Regions from separate parts of the Mus musculus genome. Here all the other regions are linked to region 1. Evidence: chromatin loops called from intact Hi-C (ENCODE). Cell type or tissue: heart. All regions are shown on one strand.

Region 1 (8,000 bases):
AGCAGACTCGACCATGCTGACTCCACTGTCAGCTGCTGCCCCGCTCTGTCCTGCGGCCATGCTCTGAAAGCAGGAACCTGCAGCTTCAAGTTCAAGCTCAGCTTTGAGGGGAGCTGGCCCTTCCACGCAGGAGATCGGGTGTTACTGTCCAACAACACAGACCCCCGCAGTGTCCTCCACCTGAAGAGGACTCAGGCCCACAGCTATGATGGGCCAGCATGCCTGACAGGAGACATAGGACTCCAGTCTCTCTAAGCTAGATGACTTCTTGACATGCCTGTCTCGTGTGTAACATGAGAAAAGGGAGGGCTGAGGAATAATGCTCAACAGACAGATACCTGCATACAACAGACAGATACCTGCATACAACAGACAAACAAATACCTGCATACAATAGATACCTGCATACAACAGACAGATTCCTGCATACAACAGACAAACAAATACCTGCATACAATAGATACCTGCATACAACAGACATACCTGCATATAACAGACAGATACCTGCATACAACAGACAGACAGATACCTGCATACAACAGACAGATACCTGCATACAACAGACAGATACCTACATGGGAAAAATCTAAAAAATAATTCAAATGAAGCCACTACAGGGAGCACTACTGTGACCTTAGAACAAGCTGATAAAACCGTCCTCTTCCTTCTGTTGTTGAGTTATATGTTCATAATTAACAGAAACCAGCTACTGTTTCACACACATGCACACACACACACAGAAGCACACACACACATGCACACACTATACACAAACACAGGCACACACACATATGCACACACCACAAACACACACAGGCACACACACAGGCACACCACACACACACACACACACACACACACACACACACACACGGGTGCACGGGCACACTTGCACGTACACACACACATGCACTTGCACATGGAGCTCTAGGGCTCCCACACTGCCCTACTGAGTGCACAGGCTTCCGTACCTTCCAGAACTTGTCATTACAATGGATCAGGTGGTGGTCAGCCCATGGCCTGCACATCTATCTAATGGGAACAGAGAACTCACCAAATATCAATTTTGAGTCCGTTGGAAACTAAGAACTGAATGGTGTCCACATGGCCACACAGGTGGAGGGCCGTGTTCCCCTGGTAATCTGTGGCCAGTGGATCAGCTCCAAACTTATGCAGCAGCTGGCAGATGTCCACATTCCCTCGGGCCGCGGCGAGGTGAAGGCCCGTTCTGCCTCTGCTGTCTCGGATATTTGGATCAAAGCCACTTTCCAAAAGCCTCTTGGAATAGGTGAAGTCCCCATCGATGCAAGCTTGGAGCAAGGGCACGTTAGTCTGTGAAGAATCATTCACAAAAACGTAGGACATCGTCTGTGGTGGACGGCCACTCCTGCAGTGGAAGGAGGCGAGGGACAGCTGGTGAGGCCTGTGGCAGGCAGGCAGGCAGAGGAACTCTATCACCATTCTTATCTCACGCTTGGAATACATTTCCTTACCAAACAAACAACAATCACAAAAGTATCTACTGTGTCTTATTTTCCGCTAAAAGAATTCCTTTTCTTCATATCTGCAGGATCAAAGTGGCAATTAAATTACTGTAAAACTCTTCATTTTTATCACAATAAAGGGCTGAAATATTTTTAAAGCTAAAATACAATTAGATTTTAAGTCATGACCTTAAAAGGGAACTCGTGTGAACTTTGAGCTGTAGAACGAGCCATCGCTACGTGTGCACATTACAGCTGGCACTCTTACTGCGTGGAAATTCTTCTTCAGACTCTTCCTTCTTACGAGAGATGCTCTATAGAGCTAACAAAAGTACCCGTGGGGAAAGCCCACGAGCCAACGCAATCTACCCTGCAGAACACTCTATCTGAGGTGCAGGACTTAAGACTTCGTTTTAAAAGTTAAAGGAACCAACACACTGATTTTTAAATGTCATTAAATCAACAGACTTCTACAGAATTAACCTCTTCTGCTGTCTTATGGTCACCTCAGTACTCGGTTTTTCGAAACTCCCAGTGTCTAAGAACTGAGATGAGGAAGACAGACACAGGCCAAGGCAGCAGCTGTGCCCAGGGTACAATTCACAGCACCAAAGCCCCCACTCCACCTGGGTTCTGTGATCTGAATTCCCTGGAGGCTAGGCACATAGTAGGCAGCTCTAGTACCAAGTCCCATTAGTGTTCCAGAGAGCTCGCACTGAAAAGCTAGCCCTGTGCTGCCTTAGCCACGGTGTGCTGCCTTAGCCACAGCCCACCCTGCTTCACCAGCTCTCTCCTGCCCTTCACTTCAGCTGAGAAGAAAGTCAAGTCTCTCAAAAGGAACTCTGAAGAGAGACAGCAACGCAGAGACCGGGTGTTTACAGAGAAGGCTCTTTAAAAACAATTCATTTATTTTTCTATCATGTGTATGTCTGTGCACACCATGTGTGCATGCCACTGTACATGTGAGAGGGCCAGAGAACAGCTTGTGGAAATTGGTTCTCTCCTTCTACCATGTGGGTCCCAGGCATCAAACTCAGGCCATCCAACTGGGCTGCAAGCAGCTTTATCTTCTGCGCCATCTTGCCAGCCCCTGTGGAGAAGGCTCTAATTCACAGGCTCAGCTTGCACAGTTTCTCAGGTGAAATCTGCCTGGAACACTAATGGAACTGGGTACTAGGCCAACTGACTGTATCTAAGCCCCTTCCCGAGGGTCCGGGAGTGCAGAGCCCAGAGGCACCGAGCCTGGCAGGTTCTCAGCCTCTCTATTCGGCTCTGCAGCCCAGGCTGCCTGGCTCCAGAGCACTGTGTCTACCTCCTCTTGGCTCTGAGGCAGGCATCAGCCCGTACACACTGAGGACCTGTTCCTTCTGTCCCTCCAGTGCTGGGCCCAATGGAGCAGGCATATACTTGGGGTTTTTACTGAATGTTATGTAACCCTAACAACTTCAAGCTAAGTTTCACTCTCCATGAATTTCTGGAAGAGTCCCTTTAGACTTCAGGCCAAGGAGATGGGTGGTCTTCCTGGTCTTTCAGACAGAGACCTGGCAGAAATGTGCAGGGTTATACAGAAAAGACTAGAGACAAGCAATCAAGGAATGTCACCTATAACAAGGTGCAGTGTGATAAAGAGCGCACTGTTCCGTGACACACACGGCCAGGGGGCCTGTGCACATTCCCCAGAACACCTGAGGTGAAGCAGCCACTGGCCAGGCCACCCAAGTGACGGCCAGGCACTCAACTCGGGAGTGAGAAGGAGAGTACAGGGGCGTGACTGTGACATGGAGCTGTGACTACTGACAAAGTGCAGGCAGGAAAGAGTCCTCCATGTGTCATCTTCAGGGAGAAGCCGGGCTCTGGAAGTCACCCTCAGCCTCTGGATTCTCAATGCATATTGGCCACAGAGTAAGTGGAAGCTAACCTCTAACTTTAGCTGATTGATTTTTGCAGGGTCATGAAATTGGAGCCCAGGGCTTTGCAAAAGCAAGGTCAACCACTGAGCTACCCTAGCTCCACAAATAACTCTTAGAAAGAAAATGCTGTTCATAAGTGGGGGAAAGGTTCGCAAAGACCCGGAGCATATAGCTCTGCCAGACAAACGGTCTGGCTCTTGTCTCTGCAGCAGCCCCTGCACTTGCCAGGCCTTGTTCTTAAATCGCTTGTCACCCACCCTCAGACTTCCCTTGGGCCCATTTGGTGCAGCAGTGTACCCGGCTCAATTCCTATGAAGAACTGTTGAAGCAGGGTGCTGGGCAGCAGCCTGGGTCACAGAAGCGCAGCATCAATCACTAAACATTCACTGTGCCTGAAATCCGTCATTTGAGCTGGTTGTACTTAAAGTCCAAATCCAAGAGAAGCAGGAGGGAGAGATCTGAAGTCTGACCCATGCGAGGAGCAACTCTTAGGACTGTAGAGCCAGTTTTCTTGTTGCTGGGAGCTGACAAAGTTTGGCCACCCAATCCAGATGTGTGTGGTGCTGCGCTGCCTGGGAGTGAAACCAGTTTGGATCCTTCTCAGCTGTGTGACTTAGTCCTCAGGCTGCAGTTATTACAGTCCCAGGCACTACAGTACCCTGCTGTGCGGGAAGCAAACTTGAAAGGCATGTCCATCCCTGGGTAACAGAGTAGCTTCTAGCAATGGGGTGACATCTAGTGGGGAGAAAAACCTTCCAAGAACTGGCAGAGTAAAAACACAACATCTGGAGTAGCCTACAATGGGGGCAGCCAAGCCCCAGAAAGCACACTGGCTGTCACGGAGGCCCTGGTTTGTAAGGGCAGTGTGCATGAGGCCTGCCCACAGACAGGCACACAGGCAGACTTGTGGGCACTGCCATAGAAGTATGCGGTCAGGTGTGAGGGGTGGTGCAGTCTCAGAACTCTTGCCCTGCGTGCAGCACTGATGCCATCACTCACCCTACCCTAGCTGTCCTTCAGGCCTCAGCTGTGACCGAAACCTAAACAACAAGCAAGGAGGTTTGGGTAGAAGCTTGAGAGCTGCCGACTTGATGGTAAGTTCTATGGAACATGATTTTCCATTTACATCCCAAATTCTAGATTCACAGTCTTGGATCAAAGTACACAAGTTCTAGGATCAAATTCTTCATGGCCGGAAACTAATGGGAAGTGACGTGCTTTCGTCTGGGCTGTGCTGGAAGCCTTACATTTCTTTCCCTATCCAGAATCAAGAATCAAGTTCATACAGTATGGATTTGATTTTCATTTTGAAAGTCACTGGGAAAGCATGAATAAGTGCGACAATCCTGGTTCAAATGCACTGGTGACATCACACCTATGGAGGAGCAATTAGAAGCAGGTATTAAAGCTAAGATGCCGGAGCAAAATGTATACAAAACTGGCATGTTGGGGAAGGGGGCCATGAGATCTCAGTGCACAAGGCAGGGAGGGCTGTGGGGAGGACTTTGGGGAGGGCCGAGGGGAGGGCTGCGGGGAGGACTGTGAGATCTCAGTGCATACGCTGCCTAACATCACAGAAAGCAGCAGAGGGAAGTAGTGTGTGGGAGAGGGAGCCCAACCTGGAGTCTCCGTGCTCTTGGTTGTTCTTATCCCTGTAAAGGAGTCCAGTGGCTTCCAGTTAGAAAGCAACCACCCATGCCCGTGCGCACTCCTAGATCTCCCAGGGAGCGGCGACTGCTCATAACCCAAGTGGACACACACCACAGACCTCAGGCCAGGGGATAGACACACGTGTTCACATTCCAAATGGACTCCCTCATCCCAAGAACAATCCAGCTCTGCAGGGTCACTGCTCCACAGGAAGCAGCCGGCACAGCGTTCTGAAAGCAATCCTGTCGTCACTGAATACAAGTAAGGTTTTGTGGAACAACAATAACAAAGTCTTTGACAATGTCCTCTAGTGGACAGGACGTGACTGAATTCCTGGCCTTGCTGTGCCTAAGCATTTCTCACTGTCTGAGATAACAAGAAACTAAAATCACTAAGACAGGGGCGTCTGCTGTATTCTGGCAATATTTAGATTATTTATTGCTTTATTGACTAGAGTTTAGTCACAACTCAACTTTTTTAGAAAAGATAATAGATTTAAATCAATCTAAATAAATCTCCATAAAAGTAATCATTGCTAGTTTAGATAGGTTAATACTTTTGTTTTCTAGATTCTTTGCTATGTAAGTCTGCAGTGTCTGAAACTCTCACTACATGGGGTCCTTTTCAGTTTATGATCTATACTGAACTGCCTGGACATTAAAGGCCTGGGAGGTGGAGCCTTCTATGTTCTGCCCCTCGCTGATAGACAACGGCTGATTTAACAGCATTTCTCATATCCAACAGTGACACCTTGTGAGGCATCAGCGTGGTTTAGTTTTAGAGACAGCCTTGCCTTGTACGTGAAAATAGAATTATGCAGTGGCTGGCAGGTGCTGCATCCTTCAGGCAAAGCCTCTATCTGAACAACACGGGGAGCGACTTCTTCCTTCACACAGCCGCGAAGACGGTCTAGTAGACATCTCTGGGCTGTCTGACTGCCATGAGGCTACACACATCATAGTATTACACCAAGTGACCTTTATAGACCCTTAAAACCCAGCCACTCTTACAAAGTTGGTATGCTACCCCGGAGGCCTCGGTTGGACCTAACACATAACTGCAAGCGGCCAGCTTTCCTTCCCAACAGCTGTTAAAACAGCATTGTTGCTAAATGACCCTGAATTGGGAGAAGGCCCTGGCACACAGCTGTTGGATGTCTAAAGCTGAAACCTCTCTGATGGCCGGGAAGTATCTCATCGTTACAGGGAGCTCTGGCTCGCTCCTCTCTTGGCGATGATGTGTAGGGGTCATCTTTTGAGACCTAGTGAGGTAGGATGAGTTCAAGGACCAGGATGTAATAAGAAAATGAGGAGTTTTCTCCTTCTCACAATGCCAAGCCCAGATAATGGGCTAAGACTACGTAAGGGATCCCAGGCAGGCATCAGGTTGTAGCTGAATCATTCTGTCACGTAGGAAACTGTGGTGGGGTGGAAAGCGGGGAATGCCTGTAACTGAGGCAGAGCAGATCCAGCAAGTCCTGGAGTTCCTCCAACAGAATACTTTCAAGTAGAAGAGGAACAAATCAAAGCAAGTCTCCATTCCACTAAGCCAGCCTGCGCACAGCCTCTCCCAGCAAGGTGTCACACAGGCAGGCGGGTGCAGTCTCTCAGAGCTCTGGGGAGTCTTTCAGAGACACGGACTGAGTCTGGCAGGTCCCACGTCAGCACCCAGGAATTATGGATATGTGGTGGGGGTAGCGCTGTGCATGTGTAGAGAGGTCAGAGGCGCAGGCTCCCCTGGAAGTGGAGTTTCAGGAGGCTTTGAGTCACCGCACATAAGTGGGTCCGCTGGAAGAGCACACTACTCTCTTAGCCACGGAGCCGTCTCTGCAGCCTCCACTCCGGCTATCTGTACAGACTGTTCAGAAGCTCAAAGGTCAGTGTGGCAGCACAGGGAGAACGAGCTCCCTGAACGCAGAGCACTCCCTACACAGCCACACTCAGACCCGCCAGCCTCAACTGTGAATAATATCTCCTGCCTGGGCGGATCATCCAGTGGAGACTCAGACCCCAGGAGTTAAAGCTCCTTGCTATTTTACATACATGCCTGAGTTCTCTTCCAGTTCTTATTCACTATCTCTTAAAACCACATTTTGTCATTCACACTATGACTAATACTAAGGAGACTGGCGATAATGGTAAATGTTCTCACTTTTCAAAATGTTCCGTATGACCTGTCACTAGAGACGTGACAAACTAACTCTTAACAATTCTTTCTTTAAAGTTTGAATAGCTGCTACTCTGAGCGCTGTTCTGGCACTCAAGAGGACCACACTGTTCAGAAAGGTCACGGTGACATGAGAATTGTTCTTGAAGAGGCTTTTAGAAGACGATGACCTCACGGGCTCCAGATGCTATAACAAGTTTCTTACTGTTGAGCTCATGGGACAAATTATACCCCAGAAGGCACAGGTTTTGGATTCTGGAAAGTGAAATGAATCAGAAATGTTTTGTATCTTAAGCTACAGAGGCATAAGAAGAAACAGCGACAAATTAAAGCCATGCTTCAGGTTCAAGACAGCTTGAAAATATGACTTTGGCCTTCAGCCTGTCTCTCCAGCAATACTCATCCTTTCTTCTACCTGGACTGAGCTGATCTTGGTTTGTAGCTATGGTTTATCAGGTGATTATAGGTGTTACCACCACTTCAGAAACAGATACACCCGGGAGGCCTCACCACCCTCATAGCTGCCACTCCTGGTTGTAATGCACAGGGATATCTGACCATCTAAAGGCCCCCCCCTCACTTTATGGATATTTCTTCTATATCCTTCAGTCTCTGCCTGAGCCCCCTCTAGGGACCAAACAGGGAGAAATCTCTGGCACACCTGCTGCCAAGGCTCCAGCCAGCTTCAAGGCCGCTGCTGGCACCGTCCCTGCTGGTCTTACTCAGAACACCCTCTGATCCCCGGTTACTGACTTCCTACTCCAATACCACAGGCTTCTGCTCTAATTCT
Region 2 (8,000 bases), 310 kb before region 1:
GTGGACTTATTAAGAATGAGAGCTGAGAGAGTGGAGACTCCACAGGAGGTACACCCAGATTAATTATTTTAATAGGATTTATTTTTCCCAAAACTTGGGCGGCGGGGCCCGGTGAATTCAAGGCCAGCTTGGTCTATGTTTAGTATTCCAGACCAGCTAGAGCTACTTAGTGAGACCCAGTCTCAAAGAACCAAATGGGGGCTAGAGAAACGGATCAGCAGATAACAGCATTGCCTGGTTTATCCAAGGGCCCATTTCTAGAACCATGATTGCTCACAGTCACAGGTGGTTGGATAGACAGACCCCTGACCCTAGGGACCCAAATGGTACAATATATGCATGCAGGCAAAAGCACTCATGCATAAAATAAACCTAAGTAAAGAAATTTAAACCCTAATAAGTACATTTTCAATTTATTCATTTATTTAGGGTATCACTGACCATCCTAAAACTCTGGCCTCAAACTCAGAGATCTGCCTACCTCTTCCTACCCCCAACCTCCAAATACCAGGATTAAAGGCATGTACTGCCAATGTGTTTCTTCCCTTTTTTTTTTTTTTTTTTTTTTTTTTTTGTAAACATGATTAGCATTTTCATGTACCATTCATTATGGGCTCTCAGTAAGTCTTTTTTACTTCTCAGGAAATCTTTGTTTTTACTAGTAGTCATTGTTTGTTGTTGGTTATGAACAATCTAAAGTATAGAAGAAGTTAATAACTTAATGAAAAATAGTGAGGCCTACAAACTGTTTCATGTTAACCAACACAAACTCTTAAAAGTCAGCCTGCTCTACAAAGTGAGTTCCAGGACAGCCAGGGCTATACAGAGAAACCCTGTCTTGAAAAACCAAAAGGAAAAAAAAAGTCATCAATTGCTTCAGTGAGTTTTTTAAAAATATTTTTGCTTATTTATTCTTTATATTATTATATGTTACATTAGTAATTTATGTTATTTATCTTGTATCCAAAAAAGTGAGCTACTGAAAATGGAAGTAGTGCACTTTATTTTTTTAGATAATCTCTGGTGGTCATAGTGAACTTCATTCTTTTGTTCATTTTCTATCCAATTGCAAGCGTGGTGCAGGGGGTGACTTGGAAGCCTTAGTCTTATACAATTTTAAGTACTGTTTAAAATCCTTAACTCAATTCAACAGTGGTGGTTTTTGATGCTCGATGAAATGTGGGAGTTCAGAAGTATCTTCATTCATACATTTGCCTCATTGATGTTTCTCTTTAATGTATAGCATTTGGCTTAGTTTACTTAATGAAAACAACTGTATGCCTATGATTTCATTTAGAAATACAATTGTATTTTAATACTTTGTATAAAGGAAATTTTGGTTCAATATATGGCTTAATTTATTGCTTTTGTAATCCGTCACACAGTGAAGATTAAAAGTGTTTCCTCAAACCATTTCTATTCAATGTCTTGTTAGAAAGCCATCAAGCCAGATGACTTGCTTCAGGCCCTGGGATCCACGTAGTGGAAGAGGAATGGACTCCTGAAATGGGTCTGTCCTCTGACCTAGACTTGGGCATGTGCATGTAGAACACCCACAGAGAAGAAGAACTAAAATAGAACATTGAAAAAGGTCTGAAGAAGTAAGTCCCTTGGAAACGACTGCACTTTGTCAACAACTCTAAACTATCCAGAGTACTTGCTAGCTGTAGAACTGTAAAAAGTCAGGCCAGGCAGTGGTGACGCACGCCTTTAATCCCAGCACTTGGGAGGCAGAGGCAGGCGGATTTCTGAGTTCCAGGCCAGCCTGGTCTACAAAGTGAGTTCCAGGACAGTCAGGGCTATACAGAGAAACCCTATCTCGAAAAACCAAAAAAACAAAAACAAAAAAAAAAACCCCAAAACAACAACAAAAAAGAACTGTAAATAGTCAAAAGTAATGGATAAAAATCAGAAGCGAATAGACTAAGACAGCTGGTCAGAGGACTGGCTCAGCAGTTGAGAGCACTTGCTGTACTTTCAAAGGTCCCTGGTTCTGTTTGAATATCCATGTTGGGTCTGTCCTAACAGACTGGAACTCCAGTTCCAGGGCATCTGACACTGCCTTCTGGGTGTGTGCATACAGTCCACACAGACTTTGGTAGAATAAGTTTCCTCACTTACGTAGGTGCACACATCCCTCAGACCACATAGTTCTGGGCATTGGGTGTAGTGAAACCTGTCTGAAATCCCACTGCTTGGGAGGTAGAGGCCGGAGGATATAGAAGGGGTTCAAGGTTGTCTCTGGCTACGTAGCTACGTAGAGGCTAAGAGTGACTACTAGAACAGCCAGCGCTCCTCCAAGGTGCTCCCCTCTGTTGCTTTACTCTGTGTCTTACTAAGTTTTCTGGACTCTGCAAATCCTCCTTCCTCCTGGGTAATTAGGAGTGCAGGCCTACACTACCAGGCACAGCTTGAAATACTTTGCTGTTGAAGAGCTCTGTAAGAATAAACTTTGTTGGCTCTTGTGAGTTAGCCGTGTAACTCTTACTAAGCCTTTTTTTTTTTTTTTTTTTTTTTTGGTTTTTCGAGACAGGGTTTCTCTGTGTAGCCCTGGCTGTCCTGGAACTCACTTTGTAGACCAGGCTGGCCTCAAACTCAGAAATCCGCCTGCCTCTGCCTCCCGAGTGCTGGGATTACAGGCTTAAGCCTTTCTTTACATATCTCTTTGTTGGTCTCTTTATGACTACAGATATTTTTTTTGCTTGCCCACAGTCTTCAGATTATTTTGACCTTTTTCAATTCAGCACAGATTGTATAGCCAGAAGAAAACATGAAGTGTGGAAAGAAAATTACAAGCCCATGCATGGCATGACAGCCTTTCTCCAGATTGTTACAGTTTTTCCTCTGCAGGAAATCAGTGCTTCGGAAGTTCAGGTGTTTGCTTGAGACTCGCTTTGCTGTCTGGATGCTGTTCACATAAGTGAGACAGCTTAAGGATTATCCGAAAGATTGAGTCTTCATCTATAAATATGCAGTTTAGCATTCTCCAACATGAAACCCTAAGTAAGTATATAAATGTAATGGGTTGAGCATTGGAATTGATACCAGCCACAGTGGCCCCTTCCTGCAGACTTTTCTAAAAAGGAGAATTTATTGGATTCCTGTTATGAACTGGGCACCAAATCTGAAATGTATTTAAAATGGAAGTTTCTCCACAAAACGACCTCTACTGTTTTATTCATCTGAATTGCTTCTGTCAATCATGTTTGTATCTCCAGCACTCTAAGGGGTACCTTGCTCTTCACCATCCTCTCAGGAAATGTGGCTGTAGGAAAAGAGGAAAATGTGCCTTTCATTTATTCTTGTTCAAAGGATGGTAGATAAGTAAACCTAGTGTGCAACAGAGTCTGACGTTTCAATTAAGTATTTCAGTTACGTAGGACTAGACACCACTTCCCTTAGGAGTACAGCGGTCTATTAACAGCGTTTTAAGTGGTGTATGTGGTACACACCTTTAATCCGAGTACTCGGGAGGGAGAGGCAGGCGTATCTACAGAGGGAGTTCCAGGATAGTCAAGGCTACACGCAGAAATCCTGTCACGAAAAATCAAAACAAAGCAAAAAGAAACACCTTCTAACTTACTGTAAAACAGACTAAATCCCAAGGGGGCGGGGGTCTGCCCTCTGTGAGGGCAGAAATTGGCTGCGGCCTGTGAAGCCAATCAGCGGGCAGCAGGGGTAGCCAATTGCGGGTCAGAGGGCTTAGTCTCCGCCCAGCCGCATTGGGCACCGGCTCGGGTCTCGGGTCGGCATCCTCCGCTGGCTACAGAGACCCAGGTGAGCACCCTCGGGGCGTGGAGAAGCGGCCGCACACGCACACTGTCGACGAACGTCCTTTCTAGTCTGGGAAGGCGATTGGATCTTTCCACCGCTGTGGTTCACACGGGGGTGGAGTTGCCGCACTGTGGTTTCCTGGGGACAGCCATCTGCTTCAGCCCCCAGCCCAAGCCGGAGGAAGGACTCCCTGCGCCAAAGCTTGCAGGTTGGCCCAAGAGCTAGTTCCCAGGCTCGTCCTAGACACTTTACCTGGGTCTGGCGGTGCCTGGAAACCGTTGCCATGGCTGGGGCGTGCCACTTCCGTTTCTGGCTGCAGAGGGCGCCGGCTGCCTGAGTAGGAGAAGCTGAGTTTTCACGTTACTGGGGTTACCAGGAAACGCTATGGTAGTTTGCACAGGAGATATTACTACTACACTGATTAGGAAATACAGGAAATGAATGTGAGCAGGGTGATGGCAAATAAATCAGACCCAGCCATGATCAAGCTTTTAGACAGAAAGACTGAAAAGAAATACGGAAAAATTCTCCCGAGAACAATCTAAATGCCCAGAAAGCTAACATTTCTAATTGCCACAGGTTTAAGGATTTTACACAGGGAAATAAAAAGAAAGAAAGAAACATACTTCAGAAGAACTTAGAAAAGCTTGTGAGTCTTGATGAATGTGCTTTTATTGCGTAGTGTGAACGTAAGTTTGTAATATGTGCTTTTTGTGTGTTTGTTTTTAATTGTCAGATTGACACAAACTGGGGTCATCTGGCAAAAGGGAATTAAAACTGAGGAATTGCCTCTATCAGATTGGAAAGTCTGTGGGGTATTTCTGATTAATGATTGATGGTGGAGGGTCCAGCCTGCCGTGGGTGGTCCTGGGAGTTATAAGAAAGATGGCTGCCTTGGGAAGTGAGCCAGTGAGCAGCACCCCTCTATGGCCTCCGATTCAGCTCCTGCCTCCATGTTCTTGCCCTGAGTTCCAGCCCCACTCCATTCAGTGATGAATTGTAATCTGTGAGATGAGATAAGCCTGCTCCTTCCCAAGTTGCTTTTGGTCATGGTGTTTGTCCCAGCAACAGAAGGAAAACTGGGTTTGGTTTGGTTTTTCTGCCAAATCTATGTTAGTGTGGAGATTTCATGACAGAATACAAAAGTTTTATAAATCTGAAAGCTTTTTAAAAATAGGGTTTTTGTTTTGTTTTGTTTTGTTTTGTTTGTTTATTGAGATGGATCTCACCATGTAACCTTGACTGGCCAAAACTTGATATGAAGACCAAGCTGGGGGGCTGGTGAGATGGCTCAGTGGGTAAAAGTACCCGACTGCTCTTCCAAAGGTCCAGTGTTCAAGTCCCAGCAACCACAAGGTGGCTCACAACCATCCATAACAAGACCTGACGCCCTCTTCTGGTGTGTCTGAAGACAGCTACAGTGTACTTACATATAATAAATGAATAAATCTTTTAAAAAAAAAAAAAAAGAAGACCAAGCTGGTCTAGAACTCAGAAAGATCCGCCTGCTCCCAAACTCTGGAGCTAAAGGCATCTGGCTCCACTTTGTGTCTTTGTTTAATTCTTTAGATTTTTTAAGTTTGGGGAAGGAATTAAGAGTGTTTTAAACAGACTACTATTTTATTATATAAAGATTGTGCCTGCATGTGTGTCTGCATCACACATCCTGTGTCCACAGAAGCCAGAGACAGCCCCAGATGACCTGGAGGAGAAATGACAGGACTGCTGTGGACACTGGCAGTCCACCCCGGGCTCTGCTCTCGGCCACTGAGCCATCTCCTCAGTCCCACACTTAGCAACCGACTGTTACGTGCCAACCTGTTGAGATACACAACTTCATTTCAGGAGGCTTTGTCGCTTGTGCCCACATCTGTGTGGGAGGGCTTAACTTTCTAGCACCCAGTGACAGCTTCACTTCATGTCAGAAGCATGCAGTTCTACTTCATCAAGAAGCCCTCAAACCTGATTTTTATATAACCTGTAGTTTTTGCACCCGAATGTTTTATCGTTCTGTCAGGCCTTGTTTAAGGTGAAGTCTTAGATAATACATGTATGATGAATATTTTGACTTGGTTAATATTGAGAGGAAAGTTCAAAACAGACAACCTTCCTCTTTGAGGAAAAAAAAAATCACTCTGCTTATTTCCCTCTAAGATCACTCAGGACTACCTAGATTGAGCTAAATTATATATACATACATATATACATATACATGTGTGTATATATATTATTACATACATATGATAATGTTATATGATATATATAATTGAGCTAAATTATGTATATTAGATTCACATCTGTTTTTTTACATTATGTTTCAGCCATGACTGCTAAGGCTAAGGACTGTCCATCATTGTGGGGCTTTGGAACAACAAAAACATTTAAAATTCCCATCGAACATTTGGATTTCAAGTATATTGAAAACTGTTCAGATGTGAAACACCTGGAAAAAATTCTTTATGTGCTGAGGTAAGCATTTAAAAAATGATTTCATGCTTTTTATGCCATTGCCTTCAGGGAGACAAATCAACAATGGAAGTGTTGGGGAATTTTCAAATATTGAAGTCAGTACATAGGTCCCTGATTGGTTTGATTCTGTGGTTTTGGACCACATGAGACATGGCTGGTTAGGATCCAAGTGGGTAGTCAGCTGGCCTCCATTGGCTGTCCAAGAAAAGGTAAAGCCATGGAAACATGCTACTGGGGGAGGCGCACTTTTTGGTTCTCTGACAGCTAAGGGTGACTCTCTGCTGCCTGATCCCAGGGAAGATGGTGGAGAGCCTGAAACAGGAAGTTATCCGAGCCTGGTGATGTCAAATCTTGTATGGGTGTCCAGATGTAGTTGTTTTGAGTGCCTCATTCTCAGCCGTTCCACTTCAGGAAGCCTGAGAAGGGAAGCGAGCTTTTAACAATGCAGCTGATTGTCATGAGTTTCAAGAGTCTCTGCCCCATGGAGTACCAACCTGGGATGTCAGTGGGTTTCCTGAGAGATTGGATTTGAAGAAGAGCGTTCGGCTGCAGAAGCACTTGTGGCTCCTGAGCCAACAGCCTTCCCAGGATGCAGTCATGATTCTTGGCTCTTCACTGGTCCTTGCTTTTATTTTCTCTGACCTTCTTCCCTTTAAAAGACTTATGTATGTATGTATGTATGAATGTATGTATGTATGTATGTATGTATCTTGGCACATGTATGCCAGTGCCCAAGGAGGCCTGTGGAGTTCAGAACTTCATCTAGCTTTCTAGGGAAGGGATTCTGTTTCTTGAGTGGTTTACTTTAAGAGTGTTTTGTCTAAGCTGTTTCTCAGCCATTTTCTCCTCATACATTAAAAACCAACAAACAGTCCTGGAGAGATGGCTCAGTGGTTAAGAGCACTGACTACTCTTCCGGAAGTCCTGAGTTCAATTCCCAGCAACCACATGGTGGCTCACAACCATCTGTAATGGGGATCCGATGCTCTCTTCTGGTGTGTCTGAAGACAGCTACAGTGTACTCACATATATACAAATAATTAAATCTAAAAACAAGCAACAGTGACAAGGGCTGGGGATGTTTTACAATGTCTGCCTCGTATTCATGAGACACTGGGTTTGAGTCACATCAGTGGAATTTGGTGGCAAGCATTCGCCGTCCAGCACAAGGAATGTGAGCCCAGAAGGATTAGAAGTTCATGGTCATCCTAAGCCACAGGATGTAGAAATCAGCCTGGGCTGTATGAGACCTTGACTCAAAATGAGACTTTTTTTTTTAACAGAAACTCTTTGACATGGAAGCCTGCATTATCTGTCAGCCTGTCTCTAATACTGAATTTCCAGTATACATTTTGAAATTGCTCTGTGCATAAAATGAACATATATATGTTAGGAAAGAGAATATTACTTATTGAAATTAAATATGTATTATTTTATGCATATGGGTATTGAGCCTGTATGTACGTCTATGTGCATCCAGTAGCCACAGAGGCCAGAAGGTGTTGGTTGGAGGGAGTCAGATAGCCTGGAACTAACTGCACTGACAGAAGTGAGCTGCCACGTGGGAATGAAGTCAGGTCCTTTGGAAGAGCAGCCAAGCTGGCTCCCTGGCCCATAATTCAACCTTTAATGTGTGTAACTCACCTTGGTTTCTTTGGAGTCCTCAGCCCTGTGTATGCTGTAGATTTGCTGATGGGAATGGCCAGTGATGGCCGAGCCAGCCTCCCAGCTCCCGCCTTGCACAGCCCTTGAGATCA
Region 3 (8,000 bases), 110 kb before region 1:
GTCTGCCTTTATATGTTACTTGACCTTTTTCCCTTACTACTTTTAATAATTTTGTTTTGTTTTGTGAATTTGGTGTTTTGATTATTATGTGGTGGGTGGAATTTCTTTTCTGGTTCAGTCTGTTTGGAGTTCTGTAGGCTTCTTGTATGTTCATGGGCATATCTCTCTTTAGGTTAGGGAAGTTTTCTTCTACAATTTTGTTGAATTGTAAAGATATTTACTGGCCCTTTAAGTTGGGAATATCCACTCTCTTCTATACCTCTTATCCTTAGGTTTGGTCTTCTCATTGTGTCCTGGATTTCCTGGATGTTTTGGGTTAGGAGCTTTTTGCTTTTTGCATTTTCTTTGACTGTTGTGTCAATGTTTTCTATGGTATCTTCTTCCCCTGATATTCTCTCTTCTATCTCTTGTATTCTGTTGGTGATGCTTGCATACCAGCCTCAGGGCTACATGAGATTCTGTCTCTGAAAAACAAAACCAGTGAAACTTATATGATCAAAATGCATTGTATTAAATTCCCAAATAATTAATAAAATGTATTCTGACTTTAACACAAATGACATATATGTGTCGGGGGGGGGGGCGCAAAAAAAATCCCTAAATAGCTGCATACTTCAGAGGTCTGCAGACTAGGGGCTATTAAGGTTTACTTTCTTGCTTTATGTCTATGTACGAAGTGTTTGAAGTGCCTGCCACTGCCTTAGTTAAGAAATGGTTAACACCTGCTGTATCTGATCTGGTTTTGTTGTTGTTGTTTGTCTTTTGTTGTTGTTTTTCCTTCTTTTTTCTTAGACCTCAGACATTTCCTTGAGCGAGTACCAGGAGATCAAAAGGTCTACCCCAAATTGATTCCGTTAGCATAATTTGAGTTAGCTAAGAGGATCTGCAGATCTGACACATGAAGGACTCCAAAGAATATGAGCTTCCAGCTTCCTTGATCAAGCTTGTTTTCTCAGCCAGTTAAATAATTAAAAGGCAGGAAAGATCTCAAGCGTGACAAGTAGCAGCAGGGAAAATCTCAGATACAGGGAATCATCCAGTGTAGAGGTGAAGAAAGGTTTCTTCTATTCAGGTGAAGAAATACACACACACACAGACACACACACAGACACACACACACTCACACACACACTCGCACACACACACACACACACACACACACACACACACAGATGTGCGCGCGCACACAGACGCACACACCAAGAACAAGATCCTTTGCAAAGCCAGACAGTCTGAAATCTGATTTCTCTTCAAGAGCTGGTGGGTCTTAAGGTCTGACTAACTTAGGGTTGGTCAGTTTGAACAAAGACAGGGAGGCTGATAGGGCCACAAATTTGAGATAAACATGTCCTGAACTAGCTTTGAACTTGTTGGACAGGTCCACTGCTGAAGGAGGGGATTTCCCACTGACTGAGAAACCTTCCAAGCCAGCAAGGCCTTTGTTTCCAGCTGCCAGGCCTTTGCATCAAGTCAGGAGGTGGAGGAAGAAGGTTTGGCATCTTTATTACTGAGCTGTGGCCCCTCCTCCTAGCAGGGAGTCTCTCTAACTTTCAGTTCCTCACAGATACATGAGAAAACATTGCAGGATGCAGGCCCAGGTTCCCAATCTGAGGACCCCTCTTACCTGTAATCTGTCTGCTATCTCCCCAGAAGCCCCACATTTCTATCTAACGAGCTCCAACTGCCCACACTCCTTCTGTATCTTATGTAACAGGGCATCAAACCCTAGTAAGACTCCAGACCTTAGCACAACTGACTCAGCATGTAGACAGCAGTACCTGTCAAAACTAAAACACAGGCCTAATGCATTGAAGTCCATAGTTCTGGGAAAGTCTCTAAATAGCCTATCCTTGCTTTTGACTTCTGTAGTTCTACTTCTGGTTAACTGTTCTTGTTCATTGAAGTATGTCAACCCAGATATTGGTTTTGTGCCTAAAAGCTTACCCTGAGAAAGGTTCAGTGCTACACTGGGATCCTGAACACCTGGTGTAATCGATGGCTGGCTAATAAAGATTTCCTATTGGCTTAAACCCATGTCTGAGCAATCTTCGGTGGTGGATACCCCACAGCATCTCATACATGCTATTTACCACCCACCCCATTTCTGCATGTTAATTAAGTTGTATGTAACCCTCTCTTATTTCTCTGCCTAAGTCAGTTCATTTCCTGGATTAACACAATCAAACCTTCAGAGGAAATATGAAATGTCTCTGCCTCCAGTGTGGCAGCAACTGTATTGGGCTTATAATAAGCATATAAAGGCCTTAGGACACACTCTGCTGATAACCAACCTTGGAACTGGTTTCACTTTGTGAGTTATTAGCTGCTTAAAGAAAATGTTCATATCACAAGTTGGAACAGGATCCATTCCATATACAACCTCCAAACCCAGACACTATTGCATATGCCAGAAAGATTTTGCTGACAGGACCCTGACATAGCTCTCTCTTGTGAGGCTATGCCAGTACCTGGCAAATACAGAGGTGGATGCTCACAGTCATCTATTGGATGGAACACAGGTTCCCTAATGAAGGAGCTAGAGAAACTACCCAAGGAGCTAAAGGGGTCAGCAACCCTATAGGAGGAACAACAGTATGAACTAACCAGTAACCCCCTCCCCCCCAAGAGCTCGTGTCTCTAGCTGCATATGTAGCAGAGGATGGCCTAGTCGGCCATCAATGGGAGGAGAGGCCCTTGATATTGCTAAGATCACATGCCCCAGTACAGGGGAATGCCAGGGCCAGGAAGCAGAAGTGGGTGGGTTGGGGAGCAGGGCTGGGGGAGGGTATAGGGGGCTTTGGGGATAGCATTTGAAATGTAAATGAAGAAAATATCTAATTAAAAAAAAGAAAAAAAAGAAAATGTTCATTGTCCAGGCATGGTGGTGCACACCTTTAATACCAGCTCTCTGGAGGTAGAGGTGGGTGGATCTCTATGAGTTAATGCTTGAGTTGAAGATCAGTCTATTCTACTATATAGCACAGTGGTTCTCAGCTTGTGGGGTGTAATCTCCTCCAGGCGGGGTCAAATGACCCTTTTATAAAGGTTGCCTATGACTGTTGGAAAACACAGATGTTTGCATTACAATTCACAATAGTAGTAAAATTATAGTTATGAAGTAGCAATGAAATAATTTTGTGGCTGTGGGTCACAACAACATGAAGAACTGTATTTAAAGGGTTACATCATTAGGAAGGTTGAGAACACTGCTATAGTGAGTTCCAGGACAGCCAGCACTACATAGTGGGACCCTGTCAGAAAAGAAGAGAAGGAGGGGGGAAAGGAAGTGGGGGGGAGGAAGGGAGGGATGGAGGGAGGGAGGGAAAATATGCTACTTTACTAACAGCAGGTTTTGTTGGATTATGAAGTGTCAGTGAGTAGGGAAATCAAATTCAGGATCTTATGAAAGCCCTGAGTCATTTTCTCCCAGATGCGAATTTGCTACATCTTGGCTCACATAAATGAAGGCTCCCTTCCTCAAGGTCTCCAGGAAACAGAGGGCAGACAGGAGGAGCAGGGACTGGTGCCAGACAAAGTGCGCTCTGGCGCAATTGGAGAGCATAGATAGGCTAGGGGCTACTGCAGAAGGCTCTCTCCTTCCCCTTCACTCCAGGAAACCCTCTGCTGGTCAGGGGCTGCTCTCTTTTCAGTGATGGAGCCAGCAGTCTTCACAGTCCTGTCAGCACAGACATTCTGGGGATATTTGCAGGATCAAAAACAAAAACAAAATTAAAAGAAAAAAAAAAAAACCTTGAGAGGTTTTGTCTTCAACTACACTTTGTCACAGTCTTGCTTTGTTCCTCCCATCTGGCCTTGGGGGAAGTAGGTTAGCCCATCTAGGCAAGTTTAACAGCAGGTTCTGGGGATAAAGCCCCACAGTCACTATGGGCTAGTCCCAGGATGCTAAGGAGAGGCCTGGTCCCTGCCCCAGCATGCCTCAATCCCCAGAGCTTCTTCAGAGAGGGACCATGCACCGCTCTCTTTAATGTAGGCAGAGGCAGTGTGAAAGCACAGGCACAGGAGCCCGAGGCCTTGGCACCCCGGTGTTCTACCTGGCTGGAGGAAGGAAGGAGAAGCCCACCAAACTTAAAAGGGCTCTGGGGATTAAGGAAGACTCACTGCTAAACCTCCCTGGAGGCAGGAAGGGCTGCTTCTGGGTTACTCCCTGACCAAGGTCCTAGGAGAAAGTGCCTGTGAGGCTGGCTGTGTTCTGCCCCGCCTCCCAGTCTTCTCTCCCACACCCTCTCTTTCTCTCTTCCCACCACCTACAAGGGCAGCTTGGAGCCGCCCAGCCACACAGCGCACGCAACAGAATCTCCAGAAGTTGACATGGTTGGAATGCGTCTGGGGTCTCAGTAGCACTGTAGCTGAACCACACACGCTGTATTCTAAATTGAAGTAATTCGAACGCTCATGGAGACCCTGAAGAGCACAGGGGGTGACAGTGACCTGATAGTTCAGAACCTCCTGGAGGACAGGAAGAGAAGTTGGCTCCTGTGGCTATTTGGGTTGGTAAAGTTGACCTCGGCGGGCGGCGTATCTTGCTCTAGGAAAGGATTCTGGATTCTCCGGATGGAGTACTATCAAATTGCTACCAAATTGCTCTTACTGGCTTTCTGTATCCACCGCCTAGGCAGGCAGTAACTGTGTTCCTGTGAGTGTTCCTTCTCCCCTCCAGGGGCTGAGCCCAGGGTTGGGGCTCCTGGAAAAGAGCATTCATGAGACACAAAAGCATAGAATGTAATCTCGAATTCACGGGGTGGCTTTCCCTTCCCTCTCGCCATGCCCAGCTGCTTTTCTGAGTCCTGGCAGCCTTTTCTCTGCAGCAGCCTCCCTGGAGCCACTCCCCTTCCCCGGTGAGGCTGCTTTGCATTCCACAGGCACTCTAGACCGAAGGGCTGTTTGTCTAAATGGCGTAAGTTGCTATTTCTTTACTGCACTTCTGATAAGAAACTGCCTTGAACGTGGAGGACTTCCGGTCTTCAGTCTTGCTCATTTCCCAGATATTGCTCTTTTCTTTCTTTCCTTTTTTAAAAACAGCTCTAGAACTCTCGATCGCAGCCATGCCTGAGTGGGCGCGCAGCAGAGTTTAGGCGGTTTGGGGTGCTAATTAATTCAGGTGCAGAAGAGCAGCCCAGTCAGGCGAAGCTGGCACCTGGCCCATGTGTGAGTGGTGACTCACCTGCTGGAAGACAATCTGGGGACCGTATAGCTTGAATAGCAACAAATACTTGGCTTGATTCATGCGTGGATGTTTACGGATTATCTAGAAGGAAAGCTGGAGCCGGGATGATTCCTAAATAGGGTAAGACAGGTTGACAAAGTCATAAAAGCTACCCAGTAGGAATAAAGTCCGCCCACTCATCAGCTCTGTTGCTAAGATTCTGTGTTGATTCCTGACTCAGAGGATGGAGCAGCGTGCAGCCAATTGTTCTGGAAGAACTCTGACTTTGTGGGACTCAGAGTGCCTTCCTAGGTGGTCTCTGGAGGGGTCAAATAACTTCAAGCAGGGTGCTGCTGGTTCCCATTTGGGGACTACCTCTGAAGCCAAGGCTGAACTCCCCCTCTCCTGACTCCTCCTCCTCTTCTCTCCCTCCCATTCCCCCTCCTCCCCCATACTGTCTTGCCCCTCCCCTCTTCCTTCTCCTGCCTCCCTCTCTTCTCTCCTTTCCTCCCAACTCTCTTTTCCTGTCTTCCCCTCCTCTCACCACCTTTTCTTCCTCATTGATCCCTCTCCTCTCTCTCCCTCCTTCCTCTCCTTTCTCCCTCCCCTCTCCTCTTTTCCCTCTGCATCTTCAGACCTTCAAAGATGCTAATCTTCAGATTAAGAGGATACCAAAGATGTTTTGGTATCAGATAATCTGATTTTTTTTTCAAATATTCATTATAGATGTCCTACCAAATTGGCTTCCAGGCTGTTACAATGGCTCAATGCAAAGATTTGGCACTAAGCCTAACTAACAACCCGAGTCTCATCCTTGGAACTGTTTAAAAAAGATTTTGTTTTGGAGTGGAGTGGTTGCTCATGCCACACCTTTGATCCCAGCACCCAGAAGGCAGAGGCAGGTGAGTTTGAGGCCAGGTTGGTCTACATAGTGAGTTCCAAGACAGCAAGGGCTCTGTTGAGAGACCATGTCTCAATGAACAAACAAGAAAATATGAAAAAAAATCTATTTGCTCAAATGTGTTCTAAATGTAACTCAGTTAACAGTGGTAGAAGGCCATGTTAAAAATAGGCAGAATCTGTCATCCCTTTTACCGTGAACCAGGTTTCAGCATAACTGAAAGCCAGGTGGATTGAGGCATGTTCTTCTATAGATCAACATTCAGAGTCGGGTGAATTTTAGTGGAAACTTCAGAATCAGAAAATAATCGTGTTGCAGGAAATAATCGTGTTACAGTTTTTATTGGGAGGGGACTAGTGGTTATCAACAGGTAATAGTTTGCAGTGGTGAGATCAGCCAGTCAGCTTCAGACATTTTAACAGTGTTAACAATGCACCCCCCACAGAGATGGTTAAAACCCACACAAGGAAACAGACCCATGAGTGGAGTATGCCAAGAAACAGTTGAGCCGGAACCACAGCCAAGCCAAATAATCTCTGATCTCGAAAGAAGATGAGGATACGGGAGGCACAGTTAAAGGCCTTGCAGGAAAGGCAGGTGAAAGCTGGGTTTGGGCAACCAAGAGAAACTGTGCTGCTTCCCCAGGTCACTGCTGAGGAGACGCAGAGAGGTCAGCTCCAGGGTAGAACAGACTCAGAGACCTCGGAGGATACCTAAGAGCCAAACACAGTGAATGAACTGGGCAGATCCTAATTTGAACAGATAGCAGAAAAGTTAATTTTGATAACTGAGAAAATTTATCAAATGTCAATGATTTTTTTTTGTAATTTCAATGAATGAGATAATGGAATTATTGTTACATAAAAGTATTTGCTTTGGAGATTTAGCTGAAATTCATGATGATACAATTCTGGAATATCTTTAATATGCATTCAAGCAAAAGCATAAAACAAACGTAAGGAAAAGAAACTAGTCGATTGGTGTTAATGCTAGGCACTGGCTCAAGGTTTTCTGTTTGTTTCCTATTCTTGAGTCAGATTGGACATTTTTATAATAAAAAAAATCAAAATAAAAATGTAACACCTGAATCTTTTCTTATTCATTGTAGTGTCTATCCATACTTTGAACTCCTATTACCTCCTCCAACCTCAGAATGTCACTATGTTCAGGGACAGAACCTTTTAAGAGGTCATTGTGGCATAACAAGTCACATGGTTGGGCCATAACACAATAGAATTGGTGAAGAAGAGATCAGGATCTGTGGAGTTAGTGTTTTGTCATTGTGACAAGATGGAGTCATCTTGGAAGACTGTGCCTCAGTTAGGGAATGGCTTTCATCAGATTGACCTGTAGATGAGTCTACCTAGCATCTTATTGATTGGTGCTTGATGTGGGAGGGGCTAGTCCACCGTGGGTGGTGTCATTCCTAGACAGGTAGTCCTGGAGCATATAGAAACCAAACTGAGCAAACCATGGAGAGCAAGCCAGTAAGCAGCACTCTTCCATGGCCTCTGTGTCAGTTCCTGGCCCTGGGTTCCTGCCTTTGGTTCCTGCTCTGGCTTCCCTCAGTGGTAGAATATTAAATGGGCTTTGTTGTTGTTGTTTTTAAGACAGGATTTCTCTGTGTGGCCCTGGCTATCCTGGAAGTCATTCTGTAGACCAGGGTAGCCTTGAACTCAGAGATCTGCCTGTCTTTGCCTCCTGAGTGCTGGGAATAAAAGTATGCGCACCACCTAGCTGTGGACTATTAAGTGTAAGCTAAAATAAACCCTTTCTTCTTTGAGTTTATTTGTATCAAGGTCCTTTTCATAGCAATATAAACCCTAACTAAGACAGACTTAGACTAAACATGTGATGAAACAGAAGACAGACATCTACAGGCTAAGCAGAGAGGCTTCAGACAAAATCAACATCTCGGGCTGTCTTAGGGTTTCT

The links. A loop is a pair of places that touch in the nucleus more often than their neighbours do. Peaks named below come from ENCODE experiments on the same cell type or tissue, not always from the same donor. Only the 100,000 strongest peaks of a DNase experiment are listed, where the experiment ranks them.
Region 2: a loop joins it to region 1, with 4 times the contacts of the local background. A loop is called at or near these places in 23 of 42 quality-filtered maps.
Region 3: it touches region 1 in a loop (2.1-fold over the local background); 11 of 42 quality-filtered maps call a loop at or near these places.

Annotation. Positions count from the first base shown.
Region 1 is chr15:36,484,741-36,492,740 of GRCm38, forward strand. It overlaps Ankrd46 (ankyrin repeat domain 46), which reads right to left. Exons shown (of 5, transcript NM_175134.4): 3 at 1,055-1,387. The coding sequence starts at 1,365. Among named protein-coding and RNA genes, the nearest start is that of Ankrd46, 8.0 kb to the right of the region's middle. In heart, CTCF peaks have their summits at 4,131 (motif pointing left) and 5,353 (motif pointing left); DNase peaks (open chromatin) are centred at 1,211, 4,171, 5,221, 6,191 and 1 weaker place; H3K27ac peaks cover 1,673 bases.
Region 2 is chr15:36,175,601-36,183,600 of GRCm38, forward strand. Polr2k (polymerase (RNA) II (DNA directed) polypeptide K) reads left to right here. Exons shown (of 4, transcript NM_023127.3): 4 at 1,154-1,412. The coding sequence ends at 1,176. Spag1 (sperm associated antigen 1) reads left to right here and starts at 1,154. Exons shown (of 20, transcript NM_001359982.1): 1 at 1,154-1,601; 2 at 2,851-3,003; 3 at 6,096-6,243. The coding sequence starts at 2,970. In heart, a CTCF peak has its summit at 4,086 (motif pointing right); a DNase peak (open chromatin) is centred at 4,061; H3K4me3 peaks cover 840 bases; H3K27ac peaks cover 749 bases.
Region 3 is chr15:36,370,161-36,378,160 of GRCm38, forward strand. Gm34150 (a long non-coding RNA gene) reads left to right here and starts at 4,192. Exons shown (of 4, transcript XR_383935.4): 1 at 4,192-4,508; 2 at 5,041-5,305; 3 at 5,891-6,066; 4 at 6,511-6,970. In heart, no CTCF peak of the experiment used is centred here; DNase peaks (open chromatin) are centred at 1,441, 3,521 and 4,771; H3K4me3 peaks cover 1,822 bases; H3K27ac peaks cover 2,088 bases.